3 separate regions of the Homo sapiens genome follow, and all the other regions are linked to region 2. A link is a loop called in an ENCODE intact Hi-C map of the cell type or tissue named here. Cell type or tissue: GM12878. All regions are shown on one strand.

Region 1 (8,000 bases), 61 kb before region 2:
CATACAAATATGTATTACATAAATATTTTACACAAATTAAACATATATAAAATATTTATAAGTTGATCTGCAAATGTAGACACTGTGTGTTTTTTATAGGAAATTAGATTCACGTACCAAATTACTGGTTTATAAATTTAATAAAGGGCTATTTTTAAGGGGAAAAATAAATGTTGAAATCTCTAGGATCCTATGCCACACATAAGTTGGTGAAAACAAGTAATTTAATAATATATTGAACACTTACTCTGGAATATTTTGTAAATTGCTTTCCAGTTTAAAGTAACCCCTGCCATCAAAGAAGTTGCAATCTAAAACAATTCTTAATCATTTCTGTTCAGCAGGCATTAGAAACTTTGTTTTGTTTTCTTTTTATAAAACCTTCAAGTCACTAAATAGAGAAAAAATCTTTTCAGGTAGAATGATTTTTAATTACATTTATTGCTGAGGATACTCTTTTCTCAGTAATACAGGTTTAATCTCTCAGTAACAGCATCATGTGTTATATTTCTCCATCAGTAAACATTCTCTATAAAAATGAAAAGCTTACTTCAAAGACTTATGACTAATTCCTGAAGATAAGGGATGATGATTACCTTTAGGGAGGCAGATTCAAGATACAGAGGCCCTGTTCCTTCATTAGGGTTTTACAAAATGCTGCTGGGCTACAAAAGCTGATTCCACATGAGTGTCAGCCTGCAAACACAGTGATTCTACAGACACTCAAAACTCATTAAGTGATGTTTATGCCCATATATATTTTTAAAAGATCATTTACCAAAACTTATTTAAAGCTTGCCAATTATGACTTAAATTTTTTAAATGCTTTATTTCATATACAGAGCAGAAATAGTTAAAATAGTTTTTCTTAATTTAGATAAAGCTTTGAATATTATTACATGGTTATATTAATAACCTGTCCTAGCTGCCCTAGGTTCCATTCCTACTTTTTATTCCTTCTTCTTTGTTTTTTTCTTCTTTTCCTCCCTGCTCATTTTTGATGTTTCTATATAAATTCTTTTTGTTATATATACCCAAGCTACCTTTTCAAACATTTTAAAATGCAGGGTACATATTTATTTTCTCCCTACTTCTATCACATGGCCCATTTGCCTTGCACCTGCAGTGGAATTTACCATAATTACAGCAGTAATTAAAATGCATTGCAGGAATTAGGGTATATGGCAGTTTATATTGTTTTTTATGAACATTCAGTGTATTGGTTAATGTTGGGCTGGGATTATTATGTTTTACTGCAGATAAGATATATTTAGTTATAAATTTATATTCAATTAACCTATTAGCTAATTTCCTACAAAATCCAGCAGCACATAAATATCCTTACATGAACAGCACATGAAACCAAAAGTTTTAGAGTTTCTGCAACCTCACTCCCTCAATATCTCTTGAATATCTTTTTTTATTATCTTTCCTCAACTTAGGAAAAAGGCATTTTTTTCTCGTCTTTTCACATGTGGGCTTCATTTTCCACTTTACCTCTGATGGACCTTGCTATCTATGCATTTGGTCAGGTCTTATAAAGTTCAAATTCCTCTGTATCCTAGAATTCTCTTGACACCATGGTTGATTCTAATTCAAACATTTTCATGTATAGAAAGTCAGCTCCATTGCTCGCATAAACTAAGTTTAATTAGTTATCTGTCCATCAACCCATCACATGTCTTTAAGAGAGGAGTTCCCACTTCCCCTTTTATTTTTCTATTTCTGCTTAAAAGATGGATGAGGCTGTGCCTTTGTGATCCCCAATGCATGATTTCAGATTTTAGATTTGATTATTTCAGTGATGAATGCAGAACCATTTAAATTTTTTTTACTTAATAGATTTTAGACTATGTGGCTAAATCCTGAGGGTATTATGGAATAAATAATTTTTAAAAGGATCAAGATGCACATTTTTATCCAAGGAGATGTTTCATCTTGACTATGGATTAAATAGAATAAGCAACAGAAGGCTAAGGTTAATGACAGAACCTAAAGCAATGATTACATTTTCTAATGATTAGCCAGAGATAGTAGTACTTTTTTATCCTGGTTGGTCAAGAATCATCATCCTAGTCATTATAATAATCATCATCTTCTTCATCATTATTGACATCATAGCTAACACCCATTGAGTATTTTTAAATGCTGGGCTATTTAAAAGCATTATCTCATTTAAACCGTATGATGTTATTGTGTTTCCCCTGTCTTAAGTATGAGAAAATGGAGGTTTACAGAACTGAAGTAATAGTTATTCTAATCCCACAGCTAGAAAGATAGTGCTGGTGCTGAAAACAAAGCCTGTTTGACTCCAAAAGCCTCGTTCTTACTCTTGCTATAATGTTGTTCATTCAGAAGCTATTTAATTATGGGATGAGGTGGATTGTTATTTGTGCAAAGGAAGAATCACAAAGACAAACCACCATAAGGCTCTGGGGAGCAACATCCATGAGAGAAGTAGGAAATGCAGAGACAGTATCACAGTCACATACCATTTCTGAAACAATGAGCCATTCTTCCACTCCCCTGATTACTCCTTGAAGGGAACACCAACCCGCTGTTGCTAGATCTTCTGATTTTTCAAGGGAAACTAGACACCTAAATTTTTATATGAAATTATATTTAAGCGACACTCACTGTTATAAGATTTAGTCCCCTGGCCAATTCTTTGTAACCTGTATCATGAAGATTTAAACTTGCTCTCTTTCCCCTTGGTGCTTTCAAGTCATTCATTTGGTAAATAGTCATTGAATGCTTACTGTGGGCTGTGATGTATGTTAGTGTCTGAGCCCTGGAAGACGACTAGGACTCAGCTCATGCACACAAATAGCTTCCTGAAAAATGAAGTATGTGAAAAGCAAATAATCAGTTTCTAAATATCATTTTGTCTCTCACGCTGAACTATACATGGTTAGCAATAGTAAAACATGCAAAAAATGACTTTTTGTCTAGCAGGAATATTTATTTATTTATCTATTCAGCAAATCTTTATTGGATGTCTACTACGCACCATGAGCCCTGTCCTCAGCAATAAGCTGAATATAAGCAATTAAAAAAATTATTGGGCTTAAGGAGATAATACTGTAATAGAGGAAGCAGATAACAAACTAATAAATATATAATGTGGTGTATAGTTATGTGTACCCATGAAGATCAGTAAGACCATGTAGGGAAACAGAGTAATGAGGAAAAAACTGCTAAGCAATATACAGTGATCATGAAAGGTCAATCCAATAAGGTAGGATTTGAACAGAGAACAGAAGGAAGTTAGGTATTGAGTCATGTGTTTATTGAGTAAACAGCATGCCTAGGAAGAAACTAAATTAAATGCAAAGACTCTACAGTAACCAGTTTGAAGGCTTTTGCTAATTGCCTCCAGATCTGATAGCTTTGACAGGGTGGAGTTTGTAAGAAATGATTGGATCTTAGGTATATTTAGAAGACAGTGCCAATGCAGTATGCTGATGGGTTCAATGAACAGCTTGAGAGAACTGAGGAGTTATGGATGAATAATTGAAAGGATGTTTCATTTACAAGTAGGGACCATTATGTGAGGAACTATTAATAGTCTGTCCTAGGAATCAAGATTTCCATTTTGAGCATGTTAAGTTTGAGGTGATGCTAGATGAAATATCAAGAAGGCACTTGGATTCAATAGGATAGAGCTCAAAAGAGAAGACTGGGGCCAGGCGTGGTGGCTCATGCCTGTAATCCCAGCACTTTGGGAGGCCGAGGCCAACGGATCATCTGAGATCAGGAGTTCGAGACCAGCCTGACCAACATGGAGAAACCCCGTCTCTACTAGAAATACAAAATTAGCAGGGCATGGTGGCACATGCCTGTAATCCTAGCTACTCAGGAAAGCTGAGGCAGGACAATTGCTTTAACCCAGGAGGCAGAGATTGCAGTGAGCCGAGATCGTGCCACTGCACTCCAGCCTGGGCAACACGAGCAAAACTCAGTCTCAACAAAAATAAAATTAATAAAATAAAATAAAATAAAATAAAGAAGACGAGAAGACTGAACTGGAGACAACAACGTGAAGGAGATGGTAAAGAAGGAACTCAAGGGAGTGGCGTAGACTTGAAGCACTGTGGTTTAGAGAATAAAGACTTTGCTGTGCTCTGAAAAGGCTGGAAGTTGCTTACTGATGAGTTGGACCATAAAGGAGGAAAAGCTGTAGAATAAACTCAGAGGCAGCAAAGACCTGGCATGCACAGAGGCTAGAGCTGGGAATATATAATAACTGAGAAAGAATCAAAATACTTTAGTTTCCCATCTTCTTTGTTTAGAACAGTCCTCAATACTTCTGACACTTAGGAATCTATTCCAAAAAAAGGCCTGTTATCAAGAGACAGTGAGAAAAATGTTGCAAAGTGAAAGTAGAAAGGGTTGGTACACAGTGGCTGATAAAATGGGTTTGATCAGTGGAACAATATGTGGGAGGTGGGTTTTTTTTAGATGAGGTTCTCCTCAGATATGAGCCCCAAAAGAGCATGGTTCTGGAACTGATAATACCAGTGCTGTTGGGCATATTATATATTGTTTAGTCTTCTTCTTAATTTTATGAGTGTACTGAATTTGATTCCCTTGAAATACATTGTCTGTTTGAAATGCTTCTGCAAGTCACAGAATCAGTGGGAATGTGTGGGGACAGTAAGACCAGAAAGGCAGAACTTGCATGTCTGTGACTAATATATCTTGTGTATGAGATGAGAAGGGACTTTTGCTTGGGTCTTTTGGTTTTCTTTTAATGACTATTTACCCATGTTGACTGCACTTGGATGCCCAAGGGATGTCTTTATGTAACACACATTTGCATACGGTTAGGAATTTCTAAGTGGAAAAAAAAATAAGCATCAATATATACAATAGCAAGTGTGTTGCTTTGGAATACTTGATACTCATAGCACTTCACTGTGTTGAATTTTTCTATAAATAAATGTCCTATGTTAGTGCTTTCTTCCTAAACATGCTGGGAGCTACTTATTCCCTGAATGGAGACACACTGTTCCCATGATTTTAATGCAGGAGAGCTTAGTGCATGCAGCATAGCAGAGAGGAATGCAGGCTCTGAAGTCACACTGCTCGGTACACAGCCTGACTCTGCCCCTGCTTTCATAACTGGTCCTTTAATTGCTTTATCTGTAAAAAAGGGAATTACAATACCCAGCTGGAATTGATGTGAATTTTAAATGAATGAATGAATTCTGTAGCATGCCTAGAACAGTGTCTGGAACAGAGTAAGCATTGAGTAAATACTAACTGCTTTTATTATTGTTAATATTATCTAAATAATACTGATAGGGGAAGACAGGGACATGAATGCTTCCCTTTGAGGGCAGAACAGTATAAGAAAAGGGGGAGACATACCTCAGTGGATGCTAAGTTATCCTGGGTTTTAGGGAAGATGTAAATGAGTAAGTTTCCCAGACTTACAGCCACATTTTAGAAACAGCCCCAAATAGGAGCTATCATGTCAAACACCTATTGCGATTAGGGAGTTAAGAAAAAAAGTAAGCCTAACCATGTATACAACAAAAGGGGGTGATGGGGACTAGGCATAAGTAAAAGAGCACATTCTTCCTCCTAAAGAGGGCAGGCACCATCAGCTGCAGATGATCCTGGCCATGCAGGGGCATCCTTTTCAGGGATGCAGCCCCAGTGGGTCCACACTTCCTAATTTTTCAAAGAGAAGTTGCAAGTTCAATTATATAAAATGAGGACCTGAAAATTTTGGCAAGTAATTTTTTAAAAAATAAAATACTGTGGGTGGTCCAGAGCAACACATCTGCAGATCTGATTTGGCCTGTTTACCAATTCCAAGTAAAACAAATGAAAAAGGATTTAATCGACTAGGTAATCATAGAATTTATCTCATTATAAAACATTTTTATGGACAGGTGCAGTGACACATGCCTGTAATCCCAACAGTTTGGGAGGTTGAGAGGGGAGGATTACTTGAGCCCAGGAGTTCAAGATCAGTCTGGGCAACATAAGGAGACCCTGTCTCTACAAAAATAAAAATAAAAATAAAAATAGCCACGCATAGTGGTGCACACCTGTGATTCTAGCTACTCAGGAGGTTGAGGAGGGAGGATCGCTAGAGCTTGGGAGGTCGTGGCTGCAGTGAGCTGTGATTGCCCCAATGCACTCCAGCCTGGGCTACAGAGTGAGACCCTGTCTCAAAAACAATAAAAAAAAACCCCAACATTTTTATGAGCCATATAGTTGGCTTTCCCTTGGTTCTAGTATCAGGACTTTACCCCCTCTTTATCCTCAGACTTTTAGCATTAAATTTAAAATTTATCTCCTTTCAATATCTCATAGAAAATGTATTACCTGATCTTGCCCTTGTTCCTGACAACCAGCTCTAGAATAAGGCTCTGTTGCATAGGCTGATTGGGGTGCTATGCTGTATCATCCCATCAGCACTTTCTTTTCATAGAAATTCAAACCAATAAGCTTTTTCATTTCTGGTGCAAAGATGCACTGAAGGCTATTAAAAGAGATTGAATTGTATCTTCTCCTTAGATACATATTTTAGAAATGGCCTAAAATAGACAGATGCATGCATACAGATATACATACATGTAGATTATTATTATAGGACAGTTCTTTATGGCTTAAATATATATTTAAACAATTAGTCATTATTTTTCCTGTCTTTTAACTTTGAGGTCTTTCTAAAAGTATATTTTCAAGAGAGTTTCTGCCCAGATCATGGGTCAGAAACAAAGTATTGTCTTGTAATAACAGCCTTGTAATCCACCCTGTTATATTCTGGAGATTGATTCTTGTCAGAGAGGGGGTTGGAGGCAAGAATATGTCTTAACACTCTCTTAGTGCCCAGTCTGACCAGCTGTCAGAGCTAAGAGGAGGAAGAAGTGAGAAAAAGTGTAGGAATTATTCTAACCTTAGAACTCTTAAATAATACTAACATACTGCTACATGATTTTTTGAAAAACAGGTTAGGAACATTATTTCTTGCTCTCTGGGAAATTTATAGCAAAGTCGTTGCTGACTTTTCCAAAACGTAAAGTCTGGGGTTACTTGTTCACATGGATGGCTCTTTCCACCAACCTATAATTAAGAGGACATTTTTAATGGCCACTTGGGTACTCTTCCATGTTAAATTTTCCGGTGAGTAATAAAGGTGGCCTCTGCCTGTTGACTTCAGGTTTTATTGCCACCTACATGGCAGGAGGATTTCTGAAGTATCTAGACTATTAAATTGTTAAGTTTATTTACAAGCTGCAGAAGATTTCAGTCTCTTGCTGGAAGACACTGAGTACCCAGTCTTGCCAAAAGTCCTAATTGAATGCTGGGAGAGAAGAAGGAGAGAAGATTTTTTGGATGATCCAGAGCCCATAGGAAGTCACAGAGCAGTTTTCTCTAGGTGAAATGACAGATCTACAGAGTTTGGCCACAAAGCCCCTGGCACATTTTAACAAATGGAGGCGGTAGATCTGTTCACTTTTCTCTTCCCACATAGGCCATCCCAAGTCACGTAGTTCTCCTAGAATTATTTTCAACTCTACTTCTGCAGAAGCTAGCCTCTCAAAACTGGAGTTAAATTCAGATTTATCATCACTGTGATGGGTAGACTGAGCTAAGCTTACCTACTGCTTAACAAAAGCACAGGACACCAAATGATACTTGCTTTAACTCACTATAGTCCTCCTTTTTAGCAAGTCTATCTTTGTTTTCCTGTAAGTAATCTAGACTTTTTTGCTATTTCATTTTTGAAAAGGAAATATCTTCTTGACAAGGTCATATCCCAATGCCATGCAACACTGAACTAAGTCTTACCTTGTGTTTTTCTTCTTCATAATTTGGTCTTAAGATTTTTAGCCCTGCTGAAAGTTTCATCATACTGAACTTTAGCCATCACTGAGATGATAACTTAGATCTTACCCAGAGATTCTGGTCATGAGTTGGTCTTCAGCAGGTTGAAAGGAGGAGCCTGGCAAGCAGAGACAATTTAATTTATTTTGAAA
Region 2 (8,000 bases):
ACTGCCCTGCCTTGGGTGTAGGCAAACCCATGCTGACCGCCTTTCTTGCAATGCTATCACCAGAGAGTCAAGATTCCAGTGACACATTTAGACAAAGTCACCTCTAATATTTTTTTTTTCCAATCTTGGATGTACCTATAGCAGTGTTGCTCATGGCTCTGCAGATATGGGTCTTCACGAAGACAAATTAATTATCTACCTCACTGCAGCAGACTGAGGTTCAGGAGTCTCAGGCTTCAGGTCTCAACTCTGAGGAGCCATATATGTGATATCAGAAATGTCAACCTCTGTCAAAAAATAAGGATGTGATCATCAAGATCTCATCCAGTAACCTCAAAATTACATAGCTCTAAGATACTCATTGTTTCCTTGTCTGCATTTCATCAGTCTCATTACCTCCTTTCAGTTAAACCTACTTTCATTTATTTCTACTACAAATGAGTGGTAATTAATGTACAATTTATATACACTTACAAAGAGTATACATCTTACTGTTATTTAAAACCTATTCGCTTTAACAAGTTTCCCTTTGGAAATATGAAAAATGTCTATGGAAAGAAATATTATAAAATAATTCCTCGTGTTAGCAACAATTTAATGTGCTTCGGATGTGATTTCTGTCCTAAAAATGATGCATCTATAAAGATTTATCGTATATTTCAAAATAGCAAGAAGACCTAAAATGTTCTTGACACAAGGAAATGATACATGTTTGAGGTGGTTGATTTCTCTGACTTGATAATTACACATTGTATGTACCAAGATATCACATGTACACCATAAATATGTATAATTACTATGTATCTATAACAAATAATAATTTAAAAATCCATAAAAAGATGCTTCTTACACTGGATAAATTAGAATGCAAATTATATATTTTCTAAGTTGTAAAGTAATAAATAACCAAGCAGTCAGGCACATTAGATTATAATAATAATGGGTCCTGATATCATTTTCATTTATCTCAATAATCACTAGATATACAGAAGGTAGATATAATCCCCATTTTATAGATGAGAAAATGAAAAAAGACACCTAGGAAGTCATTGATGAAACATGCTCCCAGGACCAAAGCCCTTGAATCTTCCTGCCATGTATTTTATTAATGCAGTCAGTTTCTCTCTAAATCGCACCTGATTCAGTGAACCTGGACATCTCCTGCCCTGCAAAGAGTGAAAGACTTAACTATGACTAATTTTCTTTCAATTGGGTTTCTTCCAAGCATAAGAATCACAATCAATAAGTTAAATTTTGTAAACATATTTATTCTGTCAGAATACCTAGCTCAGCACTAAACCAAATATAATAAATCACTTAAAAGTTTATATGTAATGCCATGTGGTTTTTTCAAAGCATGCAGTAATATTTTGCCTATTTTTATGCTCAATTTTTATTCTAGAATTTGAAACACAACAATACTAACATACTTCTACCATATTACTAGATCACTACCAGAAGCCAAATCCACCTCTAGTGGATTATTAACATAGCCTTTAAGGAAAAATGTGCCATAGTTTTCAATCTTAAGACAAAGATTACCTTTTTAAAGCCCCCCAAAGTTAGTATGAGACTTACATATATTATTAACATTTAATTTATTTCGTTCTTTCCTTTTTTATCAGTCAATATATCGATAGCAGATCCTAGGAAATTCTGGTATCATGAAAGTAGTTCTCACTGGGAAAATTCTGGAAAGATTATGGACTATTTATTGAAAGAAAAGGAAGGAAGGAAGGAGGGAGGGAAAGAACAAAGGGAGGAAGGAAGGGAGATGGCAGAAAGAGGGGGGAGAGAGAAAGAGAGAGAGAGAAACTGTTTTCCATGAACAGCTTTGGGAATCAAGGGCTGGCATTAATTTTTTATTACCATTTTATTATTATATTCAATTATTTTGTCAAAATAAAACAAGTACAATACCTCCAGCAAGTCTTGTGCTCCTATAGAAATTAGGAACTTTTTATGGCCTCTGCTGAGAAGAGGTTTGCAGGATTACTTGATGCTTACTTAGTTTTGGCAAAGGGCACCTAGGGAGACATAACAAAAATGGACCTGACATAATCCTGAAATCTCCCTCAGCAATAAACAAGCTGTCTCTTTGCCTCTCAACACTTCTGCTAGCTTCTACTGCAGAAAATTTCTGGAAGTTGGACCGGTTTCAAGGGCACTAAAGCAGGCATGCTGCCTTGAGTCAGAGGGTACCTACTGTGGCTCCCTAAAGAGGGTTCAGGTTAAGCATCTATGAGTCATGAGAGGGCAAGCCTGCTAACCCCAGCTGCCACCTTGAAAGCACACTGTAATAGTGAGTCCTCACATGTGACAGAGGATTTCAGATTTCCTTAGCCCGTGATCCAGGATTGTTGACTTCAGTTGTTTAGTGGAAAATGTTGGTCTCTGAAGCCACAGACATGGGCTGCATTCCCGTGAGAGCCTTTCAGCTTCACATTGCTACCCTGATGCAGCCAGCTGCAGTATAACACGAAACTTTTCTCACAAAGTTTGGGAGGCACATCACCAATGTGTTGATCAGCAAATATTTATTAAACTAATCCTCTTGGAGACCAAGCCAACAGTTAAGAGCACGGGCAGTCCTGAACATAATCAAACCTACTCGATTATAGATTGGAGAAAGCCCAGAATCCAAGCCCCAAGACTGTCCCTTAATCACTATGTGAGGATAGGAAAGCGCTCAGAGCACCAGTTCCCTCATTTGTAAAATGGGGCTTACAGTCCCACCCTGGAAACATGTCTTAAGGATCACATGAAGAAGCACAGGGGAAGTGCTTGGAACAGCAGCTGCCATTTGGAAGGTGGTAACTTTGAAGTTGATATCTACCAGGAAAGTGATCACAAGGGCAGAACTCTGACTTTTCCCATTTTCCTAAGATCTATTTCTAAATTCAGTAGCATTGGCTCTCTCAGTCTAACGGCAGTCAGTCCACTGTCTCGGTGGTGGTGTTTTTTGAATCATTAATCAGAATGAATAGTCTATGGTACAGATAATACATGCTGCTGAGTTTCAGAGGACGGAGGTGTTTTCTTCAGATGCATGTTGAGGAAAAGATTCACACAGTAAAAGGTACATTCCATCTGAAAAAAACGTAGTGGGGAGGGGCGCAAAGAGCTGCTCAGTCCAACCAGAATGTATGTGTCTACCATAGAATTACAGTAATTTAACCCTGGAAAGAGGTTTAAAGGATTCTATCATTTTGTAAATGAAAAGACTGATACCTAGAGGAGGGAGTTACTAGTCTAAGGTCACAGAGCAGTTATATAACAAACACGAGACTCTATTCCAGGCCTCCAGTATCGCGGGCTCATTCTGCAGCACTGCTTCTCATTCCTTGACTTCACAGGACATAACAGCTTGACCTGCATCCTTCCTCAGTCCCTGGCATTGTTCCAACAAAGCTGATCTGAGAAATGCTAGCACAAAGGAAACCATTCCGGTGCAGTAGAAAAGGTTCTATCCCTTCTCCTACCCACAGTGTAAAATCGAGCAAGCCACTTCCACTATCTGGACTGCTAATGATGTCTTTCAGAAGCTAGTGTTTACCAAGAGCTTACATAAAGCCAGGAGCTGCTCTGGTTGAGTTATCTCTTATCGTCCACTGCCCCATAACAGCACTTTATAGAGAGGTTCATTCTCAGACTGTAACATCAGAATCAACAATCTAAGAATGTAAAGTCCCTCATCCCTGGATTTGCTGAATCAGAATTTCTGTTTGCCTAATAATACAAATTTCGGCAAATTTCCAAAACGACTCGATGCTCACAAAACTTTAAATCTTGCTGGTTCACTAGGTGATATATTCTCAGTTTTACTGATGTGCTCTAATTTTACTAACGTGAAAAAGTTGAGGCCCAGAGAAAAGTAACGTATTCATTCACACAGCTAGTTAGTGGCAAACCTGGGATTTGAATCCAGGTATTTTTTGTTTTGTTTTGAGAGTTTTCAATATTTGACCCAGAATCTAGCTGAGATTTTATTCTTTGGCAAAGCATCAGATTATCAGCTGGGGTTGACCTTCCTTCTTACCTTTCTAAATTTATAATTTTCTTAATTTCCCAACTCAACTTGCAGCTTATGTTTTATAAAGTTAGCAACTTTCACTGTCTGCCGTCATCTTCAGATCTCAGAGCTAAGGGTAATTTGGTGTTAGAATGAAAGAGAGAGATATTTGACAAGGCTGTGTCAAATTAACAAGAATTCTAACAAGGGAGTTGAGGAGTGAGAGCGGATGGTGCATTTGACGAATACTCACTGGGGTAATTCACTGTGTAATTGGCCAAATGCACAGAAGCCATCAGACTGCAGCTGCACAAGGCATCCCTGGGTGAGGTGAATTCATAGTTCCCTCTACATCTTAGACTCCCCTGAGGGTTTAGTCAGTACCTTGGTTGAGATTGATTTAGCATTCTGAAAGGGGAGCACACACACACACACACACACACACAAAACATTACTGATTAACTCTTCTACCCTTTACCAAATAGATGAAGACCATTTAGCAGACTTGGAGAGGTAACCAAGGTTCTTGGAAAATTCTTCCCTGTAACACCTGTTTTATAAATCCTATAGTCATTGACTTTTATAACTTTAAGGGATCTAAGATATTATCTAGCCCCGTGCTTCTTCATCTTTAACATGCATAAAAATGACCTAGGGATCTTATGAAAATGCAGATTCTTATTCAGTAGGTCTAGGGTAAGGCTTGAGATTCTGCATTTTTAAAAAACTTCCCAGAGATGCCAAAGCAGCTGATCTGTGGACTAAATTAAATAGCAAAGATCCATCCTAGGAAATGTAAATGAGTTATACCTGAAGTACCAACTCAGAATATCTCTTGGTTGCTGCCTTGAGAACTACACTGAGGATTCTGTAGTTGAGTCTGAGACCAGCTGGTCAATTAGCAGTGCCTAACACAGGTTTAAGAACAGGAAACCTACCTGAAGATACTCTTTCACTTTTACGTACAGAAATTGAAACCCAGAAATTTCAGTGACTTGCTCAGGGTCACATAACCAAGTTAGTGGTAGAACTAGGACTAAATAAAGCTGGAATATAAATCTAGATTTCTCTATCTGAGTTGCACATTTGAATCACAGATTGCGTGTGAAGCTGTTTTAAAATATCTTTCTTCAGTTCTATTATTGGCAGCCATAGAATCCAATTTGAATTCAAGAAGCCAGGGTTACTCAGCCTAGCTAAGTCTCTGAAAAGCTCTGCAACTTTGTGGAAAAATATTTCTCAGGACCTTTAGTTTTATTATCCATGAGATGAGGAAGTCCATGCCTGGTATGTCAAATATATTCTAATGGTGTAGATGGCAAGGAGATCAAAGATATGAAAGCAGTTAGACAAAACCTAGGGGACTTACATGAGGGCATTTTTGTTAAAATTGCTTTAGGATAACGGCCAGGCGTGGTGGCTCATACCTGTAATCCCAGCACTTTGGGAGGCCGAGGCGGGCAGATCACGAGGTGAGGAGATCGAGACCATCTTGGCTAACACGGTGAAACCCCGTCTCTACTAAAAATACAAAAAATTAGCCGGGCGTGGTGGTGGACGCCTGTAATCCCAGCTACTGGAGGCTGAGGCAGGAGAACGGCGTGAACTTGGGAGGTGGAGCTTGCAGTGAGCCGAGATTGCGCCACTGCACTCCAGCCTGGGCGACAGAGCGAGACTCCATCTCAAAAAAAAAAAAAAAATGCTGTAGCATAACTTTAAACTTTCTTTGAAGTTTTTTATTTTTTGAAAAAGATATTAAAAAATCTGTGTGTGTGTGTGTGTGTGTGCGCGCGTGCGCGTGCGTGTGCATGTGTGTGTACACGAAAGAAACCATGCCATCGTCCTAGGTTGAATTTTAACTGAAATGATTGCAATTTTGAGTTTGTGATAATGAGGCTTTTCTGATTTTCCACTCATCTTTAATGTATCTGGCCTATGAAAAATCATGCATAGGCATGGGAAGAAAGAGAGAGAGAGAAACAAGCAAGCCAGCCAGAAATCTTGGTAATGATTTCTTGTTCTGAGATAAGGTGGCTTCCAGTAGCAACAAGGCTTCATGTTTCTCCATTCATATCTAAGAGAGATGGAGATTTATTTTTATACAAAGGCTTCAAGAAAACTTTCCTTTCATTTCTCTATTTTTTAACTTCTATTTTAAGTTCAGGGGTACACGTGCAGGTTTGTTTCATAGGTAAGCTTGTGTCATGGGGGTTTGTTGTACAGATTATTTGATCACTCAGGTATTAAGCCTAGTACCCATTAGTTTTTTCCTGATCCTCTCCCTTCTCCCACCCTCCATCCTCTAGAAGGCCCTAGTGTGTGTTGTTCCCCTCAATGTGACCATGTGTTCTCATTATTTAGCTACCACTTATAAATGAGAACATGTAGCATTTGATTTTCTGTTCTTGCATTAGTTTGCTAAGGATAATGGCCTCCAGCTCCATCCATGTCCCTGCAAAGGATGTAACGTTTTTCTTTTTTATAGCTGCATAGTATTCCAGAGTATATATGTACCACTTTTTTAAAAAATTTAGGGCCAGGCGCGGTGGCTCAAGCCTGTAATCCCAGCACTTTGGGAGGCCGAGATGGGCAGATCACGAGGTCAGGAGATCGAGACCATCCTGGCTAACACGGTGAAACCCCGTCTCTACTAAAAATACAAAAAAATTAGTTGGGCATAGTGGCGGGCGCCTGTAGTCCTAGCTACTCAGGAGGCTGAGGCAGGAGAATGGCATGAACCTGGGAGGCGGAGCTTGCAGTGAGCCGAGATCACGCCACTGCACTCCAGCCTGAGCAACAGAGCGAGACTCCATCTCAAAAAAAAAAAAAAAATTTAGTCTATCACTGATGGGCATTTAGGTTGATTTCATGTCTTTGCTATTGTGAATAGTGCTACAATTAACATGCATGTGCATGTGTCTTTATAATATAAAAAATTACACTCATTTGGGTATATACCCAGTAATAGGATTGCTGGGTCAAGTGATATTTCTGTCTTTAGGTCTCTGGGAAATCGCCACACTGTCTCCCACAATGGTTGAACTAATTTACACTCCTTTCAACAGTGTATAAGCATCCCTTTTTCTCCACAACTTCATCAGCATTTGTTGTTTTTTGACTTTTTAATAATAACCATTCTGACTGGTGTGAGATGGTATCTCATTGTGGTTTTGATTTGCATTTCTCCAATAATCAGTGATGTAAAGCTTTTTTTCATATGATTATTGGCCATATGTGTGTCTTCTTTTGAAAAGTGTCTGTTCGTGTACTTTGTCCACTTTTTGATAGAGTTGTTTATTTTTGTCTTGTAAATTTGCTTAAGTTTCTTATAGATGCTGGATATTAAACCCTTGCCAGATGCATTGTTTGCAAAAATGTTCTCTCATTCTGTAAGTTGTTTACTCTGTTGATAGTTTTGTTTGCCGTGCAGGAGCTCTTTAGTTTAATCACACCTCATTTGTCAATCTTTCTGTTGTTGTTACTGCTTTTGGTGTCTTCATCATGAAGTCTTTGACTGTGTCTATGTCCTGAATTGTATTGCCTAGGTTGTTTTCTGGGTTTTTATCATTTTAGGTTTTACATTTAAGTCTTTAATCTGTCTTGAGTTAATTTTTGTACATAGTGTAAGGAAGGTGTTCAGTTTCAATCATCTGCATATGGCTAGCCAGTTATCCTAGCAACATTTATTGAATAGGATTCCTTTCCCCATTGCTTGTTTTTGTCAGGTTTGTAGAAGATCAGATAGTTGTAGATGTGTGGTCTTATTTCTGGGTCCTCTATTCTGCTCCATTGGTATATGTGTCTGTTCTTGTACCAGTACCATGCTGTTTTGATTACTGTAGCCCTACAGCATAATTTGAAGTCGGGTAGAGTGATGCCTCCAGCTTTGTCCTTTTTGCTTATGATTGCCTTGGCTATTTGGGCTCCTTTTTGGTACTTTAGGAATTTGGTTCTATATGGATAGTTTTTTCTAGTTCTGAGAAGAATA
Region 3 (8,000 bases), 50 kb after region 2:
CTTTTTATAAGTCTACCCAAAATATCTGTTTCTTCTGGAGTCAGTTTTGATAGGTTGAGTTTTTCTAGAAATCTTTCCACTTTATCTAGATTATGTACTCTGTTGGCATACAACTATTCATTACATTATCTTAGGATACATTTTATTTTGTAAGCATGATAGTAATGTTTCCTCTTTTATTTCAGAATTTAGTAATTTGAGTCTTAAGGCAACCTTAAATTAAGTCTTACATTCACCAGCACCTGGCTCTTCTCTTTGTCTCCCAAGCTATAGAAGTCTTAGCACTGAGGGCCAGGCACAGTGGCTGACACCTGTAATCCCAGCACTTTGGGAGGCTGAGGCGGGTGGATCACGAGGTCAGGAGATCGAGACCATCCTGTGGACACAGTGAAACCCCATCTCTACTAAAAATACAAAAAAAGAAAAATTAGCAGGGCATGGTGGTGGGTGCCTGTAGTCCCAGCTACTGGGGAGGCTGAGGCAGGAGAATGGCATGAACCCAGGAGGTGGAGCTTGCAGTGAGCCGAGATTGCACCACTGAACTCCAGCCTGGGCGACAGAGCGAGACTCCGTCTCAAAAAAAAAAAAAAAAAAAAAAAAAAAAAAAGTCTTAGTACTGAGAGTAAACAAAGATGATTCTGCCTCAAAACATCCCTGTCGACAATGACATCCTGCCAGTCACTTCTCCACAGAGTGGAAAGAATTGCTTTTCAAAGTGTGGTCCCCAAACCTGAAGTACTGGAATCACCTGGGAACAGAATTTGGGGCCGTTTCCCAGATCTGTTGAATCATAATCTGCATTTTGTCCAGATTCCAAAGTAATTTATGGGCGCATTAAAATTCAAGAATTACTAATTTAAAGGAAATGGTATTTATTGAACCACACCTTTCCCTGTCACTTTATTTCACCTAGACTACAACATAGATACACAACTTATGGGATAAGAAAATCTCAGAATGCCATTACCGCAACTTTCTTAACTGTAATTGTCTTTTGCAGTTCATCATCCCACTTTTACTGCCTCATGCAGCTGGTAACCCAACTTCTCTCCTTAGGAGGTTTTCCTTTTGGCTATTGCTTCTGTCTTCTGAAGCATAACAACTGCTTCAGGCATAAGCAGGATGTTCATGATGGTCTTATCTGTTTCTTCGATATGGTAGGAAGTTTGTATTAACATGGGTGAATGTAATTCCCACTATTACAGATCAGATTTCTCAACACTCAGCCTTAGTCCGGCTGGTTCCCTTTACTCGTCACCTGTCATGAAGACAAATATTGATTTTTTCCATTAATAACATAGTTCAATTCTATATCAAATAAATGTGTTTTTTTCATCTTTTACATTCTTATTAGCTGCTCCCCCTAGAAATGATAGTATTGCCCAATCACATCTCTCCTCAGTTTTGGTACTGAGAAGCTGTTGGCTCTTTATCACCCCCAACTGAGAATTGTCTGATTCTGAATGAGAAATGACAGCAGCCATCAACATTCCTTCTATTTTTGTCTTAGGAGCAATGGCTCCATCTTCAATACCTCTGTTTCAATGTGTTCTCTTGATTCAGTCTTTTCTCTTATACATAGTGGATTTGTCATTCTTATCTCTTCATACTTATTAAAGAAAATGACCAGTTACACCCATAATCATTAAAAGTGGCCACACTATTATGTAAAATAAATAATTTCTTTGGGCCATGGTTTCTGTGGTGAAGAGCGTGGGCTCTGTTTTGAGAGAGTTTCTCTCATTTTGAGTTTGATTGTCAAGGAAGAGGTTTGCTTTAATCAAGTATTCATTTTGAGAATTTGTAAGCTGGCTTCATTATTTTGTTCCCCCAAATTAATATCTTGACTAGCTTTATATAAGTAAAATAAAATGCAAAGAATTATTTTGCTCAATTTTCTATTTTCTAAAAGAGGAATTTGTAAGACTTGTCCTTCAAAAACAAGCTTAAAATCCCAAACAAAATAAATATAAGTACCAAAGTCTTGAAACTTTGTAAAAGGGCTCTTCAATTAATCTCCTTATTATCTCATCCTTTCTCCATTCTCATTGACTTATCAACTTGCTGTCAATTATCTCAAAGCTCCTTTGGTTACAAGTAACAGAAACCTGTTCCTACTACCTCACATATGAATACTTTAGTATTTATTGTTTTAGTTAAGATTTCAGAATTATCTCCCAGAAACCAAAGGCAGGAGATGCTTTACAATGAATCAGCAGAGGGAAAGCCATCAGCCAGCACGGCGACCACTCTTACTCTCTCTTTCTATGGAAACTTGTAAACTCACTTCTTTACTTTTTGTTGTATACGTCTGACTCATTCTTTTCTCTTTCACTCGAAAGAAGCTTTTAAATTCTTTGAAAAATGAATTCCAAACTCTGAGAAGAGAATGTAATGAGTCCAGATTGCTCAGCTTTTTCTCCTGGCCCAGATAAAGTTATTCAGAGAGGCACTTCCAGCAACTGACAGAGAGAATGGGGTTGAATTTTTGCCCAAAAGGTGGCTATTATGACACACTATGGCTGTTTCTCACCTTACCTTTCTTTTTCAAAAGTGTCCCACACTTTTCTTCTCTAAGCAATTCAAAAACTAATTCCATCAGTCTCAACTTTTTCAAGCATAAAAAGAATCAGTGCTTCAGCCAAGGAAAGTGGGGAGATGGGAAAGAGCCTGTGGCAGTGTTTTGGGGCAATCCAAAAGCCTGCAGATTCTGATGAGGCTTGCACACAGGACAATTGAATAAGGTCTGTTATCCCTTGGAATTATTGATGGACAGAAAACCAGTTCTGTTTGCTTCTGTAGCCCAGCAGTTCACACATTAAAGTCACTGCTATTAGTCTCTCTCAGAGCAGTGTCCAAATAATGTAATAACATTTCACAGTTATTAGCCTTTTCTAAGTTATTGCACTTTGCTCATTCCTGGCAAGAAGCCCATGTCCTGGAGCAGAACTCAACTTTTAAACACTGGAGTGATTGTCCTGTTTTAAATAATGCATTTGCCAAGGGATGCAAAGAAACTTTATGATCCTTAAAGAATCATTCACTTATCTATTTTAAATATTTAGAGTTTAACACTCTTGGCTGATTAAATCAAACCCAGGACAATGATTTCTCTACAGGTGTCCAAAGAAATAGTAAAACTGCATTTCTGCCTTTTCAATTCACTGTCTATGGGGTTCCAGTAACCCTAAAGGAATATTTTCAGCATCAGAGAAGGTTATAGCTATGAAAGTTACCTGGTAGGGTATATTTGTAAAGCACAGAGAGTGCATGTGCTGTACAGTAAAAGGATAATGTGTATTATCCTAAATGTCTTATCGTGGCCTGTAATGACATTAGGTCTCTTCTCAGTGACATAATTATATCCAAGTATGCCTGACTAATATTGGGAAAAGTGACTTATCTTTTCTTACTCTTTATTTCTGGTATATCAAAGGATCATTTTAATGTAGAAAGATACTACATGTAAAACATTTTGGGTTTATTGTAAGACATATAATGTGCCCACCTAGAGAAGAGATGATAACACCCTCTTCCAATGCCCTCTTCCTCAGCCCCACTTCTCTCTTGTAACAAATGTCCTATTGTAGCCTAGAAAAGATGAACTTAATCTCAGCCCCAGAACCTCTCTCTCTGGTTGAAGACAGAGGCATATACCTGAACTAGCCTGAGCCTTTCACATGCTCTCCTTTAGGAATTTAGAATTGAAACACAGAATCTGATGCAAGGCTGACAAAATGAAGGATCATGTAGACTACAGGGGTTTCCATTGTCGCAAGAAATGGCCATATGCACGTAGGTAAATGGGCAGGGAAGCTGATCTTAAAAAGAAAAAGATTAAACCAATGTCTACAAGATACCAATGTCAAAAGAAAAAAGGAAGTGGAAAGAAATTGCTTGAGTTCTTGGCAGTTGTCCTTATGAAGTATGGGGCTCTACTTATCAAGTTTTACAAAATATCCAGGACTCTTAGAATACACCTCATTTTAGTAACTTACCATAAGTCAGTTTCTATTTCTTGCTATTATTAGATTGAGAATTTCCTATTTCTTCATCTTGATTAAAACAAATGGATAGTAACTGAAGATTCATTAGAACAGAAGAAGAACAAGAATATACTCGTGGCCAAATCAGGGCACCGTCATTCAAAATAACTACTCACAGAACTGGCAATCATTGCCAAAGGGCTTTCACAGCCACTGTAAAATTTGACTGCCATACCATTCTATAGAAGCAAAACTCATTTTATAGATAAGAATAAGGAGGCATGGAAAGGTTAAACAACCTCTAAAACCACATAAGTCATATGTGACAGAAACAGAAATATACTGGAGCCTTCGGACTTCCACACTCCTGCACCTTCCACAGCATATTCTGTAAGGTGAAGAAGATAAGCCCTGTGACCAAACCCCAGTTTCATAAAAGAAGTTCCTGGTTTATTATTAATTAGAATTGTTAACTGAGTCCTCCAACAATGCCCTAATTGTTCCCAGCTTCACCAGTCACTACCATATATGAATCTGTATTTCAGTCTTCATTTGTAAAATGCATGCAGAGTGGAGGTAGAGGTTAGAGATGATGAATGAAAAGAACCCAGCACAGTGTCTGGCATCCAGCAAAGTTGTACCCGATACACTTCCATTACAATATAATACTGCACTTTCTAGGCAAACAAAGCCACAGAGAGATCGATTCAATAGTATCCTCCTCCTACTCTGCTTCCCTTAACTTTCACGGGTTACAGATTGACCGGCAGAACAGTACAGTGGTTAAGGCCTTCGGAAAGGGCAGCCTCTCTGCCTACTGAGTGGGCTTTGTGGGTTTTATACCTCCAATCTCCAGAATTGATTGTCTTACCTTTAGGATTTTATCTTCTATGTTTCTGCTCACAGCTCCTCCTTTATTGAGTCTTGGCTTAGTAAACAACAGAAATTCTTTGTTTTTGCATTTGCTTGTTACACATGGCCTGACTTTGGTGCCATTTTGTGTGTCCCAGATAAATTTCCATCCAAAAGGACAAAGTGGGGACTCCACTCCTCACCCACACAAACCTTTCACTACCTTTTCACCAACTCTATTCTTTAATAAAGTCACTTTTACAAACATATTTTTATTTCTACTAAATTATTACATTTATTTATTTATTTATTTATTTATTTATTTATTTATTTATTTATGTTGAGACAGGTTATCACTCCACCGCCCAGCCTGGAAAGCAGTGGTGCAATCACTGCTCACTGCAACCTTGACCTCCTGGGCTCAAGCAATCTTCCCATCTCAATCTTCTAAGCAGGGAGACTGCAGGTGCATGCCACCACACACAGCTAATTTTTTTCTGATTTTTAGTTGAGACAAGGTCTCAATATGTCGACCAGGCTGATCTCAAACTCTTAGGCTCAAGCCATCTTCACTCCTCAGCCTCCTATTACCTTTCTCATGGCACCTTCTACTCTTTATTTTATTTTGTGGTGTTATATTCTGATCACCTTCAAGCCTACCTAAACCACATAGTTATTGCAAGTATTTTGTCTTACATTTTTGGATATTTTCCTCTTTCTATCCCCTAAATATTATACAAACAAAGTTCACATTAGGAAAGCATTCCAAACTTGCTCATTATTTACAGTTCAGTTTTCTCTCCCTCTTTGTAAATTGCTTTGCCATTTTTATTCTGTTTCCCCAGCAATAACTCCTCCCAATTTGTCAAACACCTTCCTCTTACTTCTTATCTTTCTCATTGTAAAACATTTGAAACCCTTTGTGTAAGAGACAACAGATAAAAATAAGTTGAATGGCATCTACATGAATGGCACAGTGACATTTAGCTCATGGTACATATGTGGGAAAGCTGAAGTGCTAGCCTCTTCAGATCTCTCTATTTTTTCCTCAAATCCTTATGAAGAAACTAATGAATGTCAAGAAAGGGTAATTGAAGTGCTTATCTAAAATATACTAATAATTTCTTATTATGGATGAATAATTCTCTCCCAAAAAGAAAGGGACAAAGATGTGGTATTACACTATTTTTCAGGAAAATAAATCTGAGACTCCCAAGTTTTGTTCTGAAAGGGATAGAAAGATCTCTTCAGTCCTGGTCTGAATGCTGCCCACTATCACTGCCATAGATTTGGAAAAAGCTTCTCACAGGCTGAGTCTGGACCAGGAAGGAATGCCAGTGACATTGACCTTGAGCCCAACCTAAGAAATGGATCTTAGAATGAAGCCTTAAGTAGAGAAATTAAATGCCAAGTTTTATTAAGTACTTTCTGTGATTTCATAGAGTCTTAAACTTGATGTTAAGAGTCACATTTCTCTTGTTTTGGGAAAAATATGCCACTGAAAACATCTCAGTTTTGCAAAGTCAAGCTGAGTGCCTATACTGGAATGAAGGGGTACAGATATGGGGAGCTGAACGTCTTGTCTTCATCAGTGGCAGAGTATGACTCCACACGGATTACTTTGATTTTTAATTTTGATTCCTGTGTCCACAGGGAAGCCTTGGCAGGGGCAAGGGTCAGAAGAGGGCAGTACATACATATCTGCAAAAGTGTGGTAGGTCAGGGCAGAGGAGAAAGAAGGGACGATAGTCCTCGGGATCCCCCAAGAATAGCTGAAATCATGGTCCCTGGGGACAGTGGTATTTGATAGCCAGTTCTAGAGGTGGAAGTGTACTATTTCTGCATTTAAATTTCTATATGTTACACTTAAGCCTTTAGTTCAGCTTGGTTAAGCACCATCACCTGGTGTCAGCCATGGTTGGTGGGGGGGATGACGTACGTTTGGTTCACGTGTGGGGTGAAGTAGGCTGGAAGGGTGTCCATAGGAGGAAAAGATAATCAGAGGAATAGTAAAGAGAGTAAGAGAAAGCAAGAAGCAACTAGAATGAATCTTCACAATATGTTGCCATTCCCAGAGGATTTCCACAATGACTTGCAAGGGTAAAGGAGAGAAACTGACAGATTTCCTGCAGCTGTGGAGGATGGGAACTCAGATTGTGTTCGTCGACTTAAAAAATGACACAGTGTTGGAGAAGTGAGGACATTCAAATTGTACACACAAAATCTTTTGTTTGTAAGGCAGTGGGTTCCTTTCTCCGATCTTTACTCTTAGAGATTTGACATTTGGAGATATATTGCTCTTCTGATAACCCTTAATATCTGCTTTACTGTCTCACAGTCTCAACTCCAAGCAGAATTTTTATCTGTTTCTGTGTTTCTATAATACATGTTTGGATTCAAAATACAGTCACATCCCTCAGGGACAAATTCAAAGGAGAAAAGGGGAAGGGGGACGGGGGGAGAAAATAAAGAAAACTAAAGTCAGAGAGAGAAGACCACGGGGAGTTGGAGAAAAGTGTGGTACGTTGAACTACTGCTTAGGTTAAGCTATGCATCACTGATTTTCTTAGCATCTTCTGGAGTTAAGCTATTGCTGACATCTAATCTAACCCATTGCCACCACCTGCCACAGGACAGTGATGTGATCCTGAGAGATAACCTTTATATTAGGCAGCATCATTATCCAGAAACCAGAGGGGACTGATTTAAAATGTCACTCCCAAAAAAAGAGCCACTGTCAGGCAAAGTAGGACAGTCACAAACAGGCACAGGGAAGCATGCCTTCTCTTTACACATCTAAGCATACTCACCAATTTACATACAGGAAATGGTCTAGATCTTTCCATCTCTAATAGTTTTAGCTAATATTTACTAAGCACTTACTAAGTGCCCAGTCTTGAGAACTTACCTACATCATCTCATCCTCCACTGATGACCACTGAGGGAAGTCAGTACTATTATTATCCACATTTTAAATGAGCAAACAGAGGTCCAAGGAGGTTCAGAAACTTGTTCAAGGTCACAAATCATATGGTAAAGAACAGAGATTTGTACACAGGCTACACTACTGACAGCCATGCCTTCACACTATGTCCTCTCATGCTTTCTTTTCCTACCTGTGATTTTTCTCATACTTTGCTGCCCCTCTTACTCTCCCAGCAT

Evidence for each region. Hi-C counts contacts between places; a loop is a spot of excess contacts. Peaks named below come from ENCODE experiments on the same cell type or tissue, not always from the same donor. Only the 100,000 strongest peaks of a DNase experiment are listed, where the experiment ranks them.
Region 1: it touches region 2 in a loop (4-fold over the local background); 1 of 110 quality-filtered maps calls a loop at or near these places.
Region 3: a loop joins it to region 2, with 2.1 times the contacts of the local background. A loop is called at or near these places in 1 of 110 quality-filtered maps.

What each region holds. Positions count from the first base shown.
Region 1 is chr5:161,369,927-161,377,926 of GRCh38, reverse strand. All of the region lies in intron 5 of GABRB2 (gamma-aminobutyric acid type A receptor subunit beta2), which reads left to right. Among named protein-coding and RNA genes, the nearest start is that of GABRB2, 170 kb to the left of the region's middle. In GM12878, no CTCF peak of the experiment used is centred here; DNase peaks (open chromatin) are centred at 4,453 and 4,726; H3K27ac peaks cover 631 bases.
Region 2 is chr5:161,308,477-161,316,476 of GRCh38, reverse strand. All of the region lies in intron 9 of GABRB2 (gamma-aminobutyric acid type A receptor subunit beta2), which reads left to right. Among named protein-coding and RNA genes, the nearest start is that of GABRB2, 230 kb to the left of the region's middle. RefSeq lists an enhancer at 4,936-5,165. In GM12878, no CTCF peak of the experiment used is centred here; DNase peaks (open chromatin) are centred at 4,318 and 4,956; H3K27ac peaks cover 2,140 bases.
Region 3 is chr5:161,258,315-161,266,314 of GRCh38, reverse strand. No RefSeq gene overlaps it. Among named protein-coding and RNA genes, the nearest start is that of GABRB2, 280 kb to the left of the region's middle. In GM12878, no CTCF peak of the experiment used is centred here; a DNase peak (open chromatin) is centred at 4,440.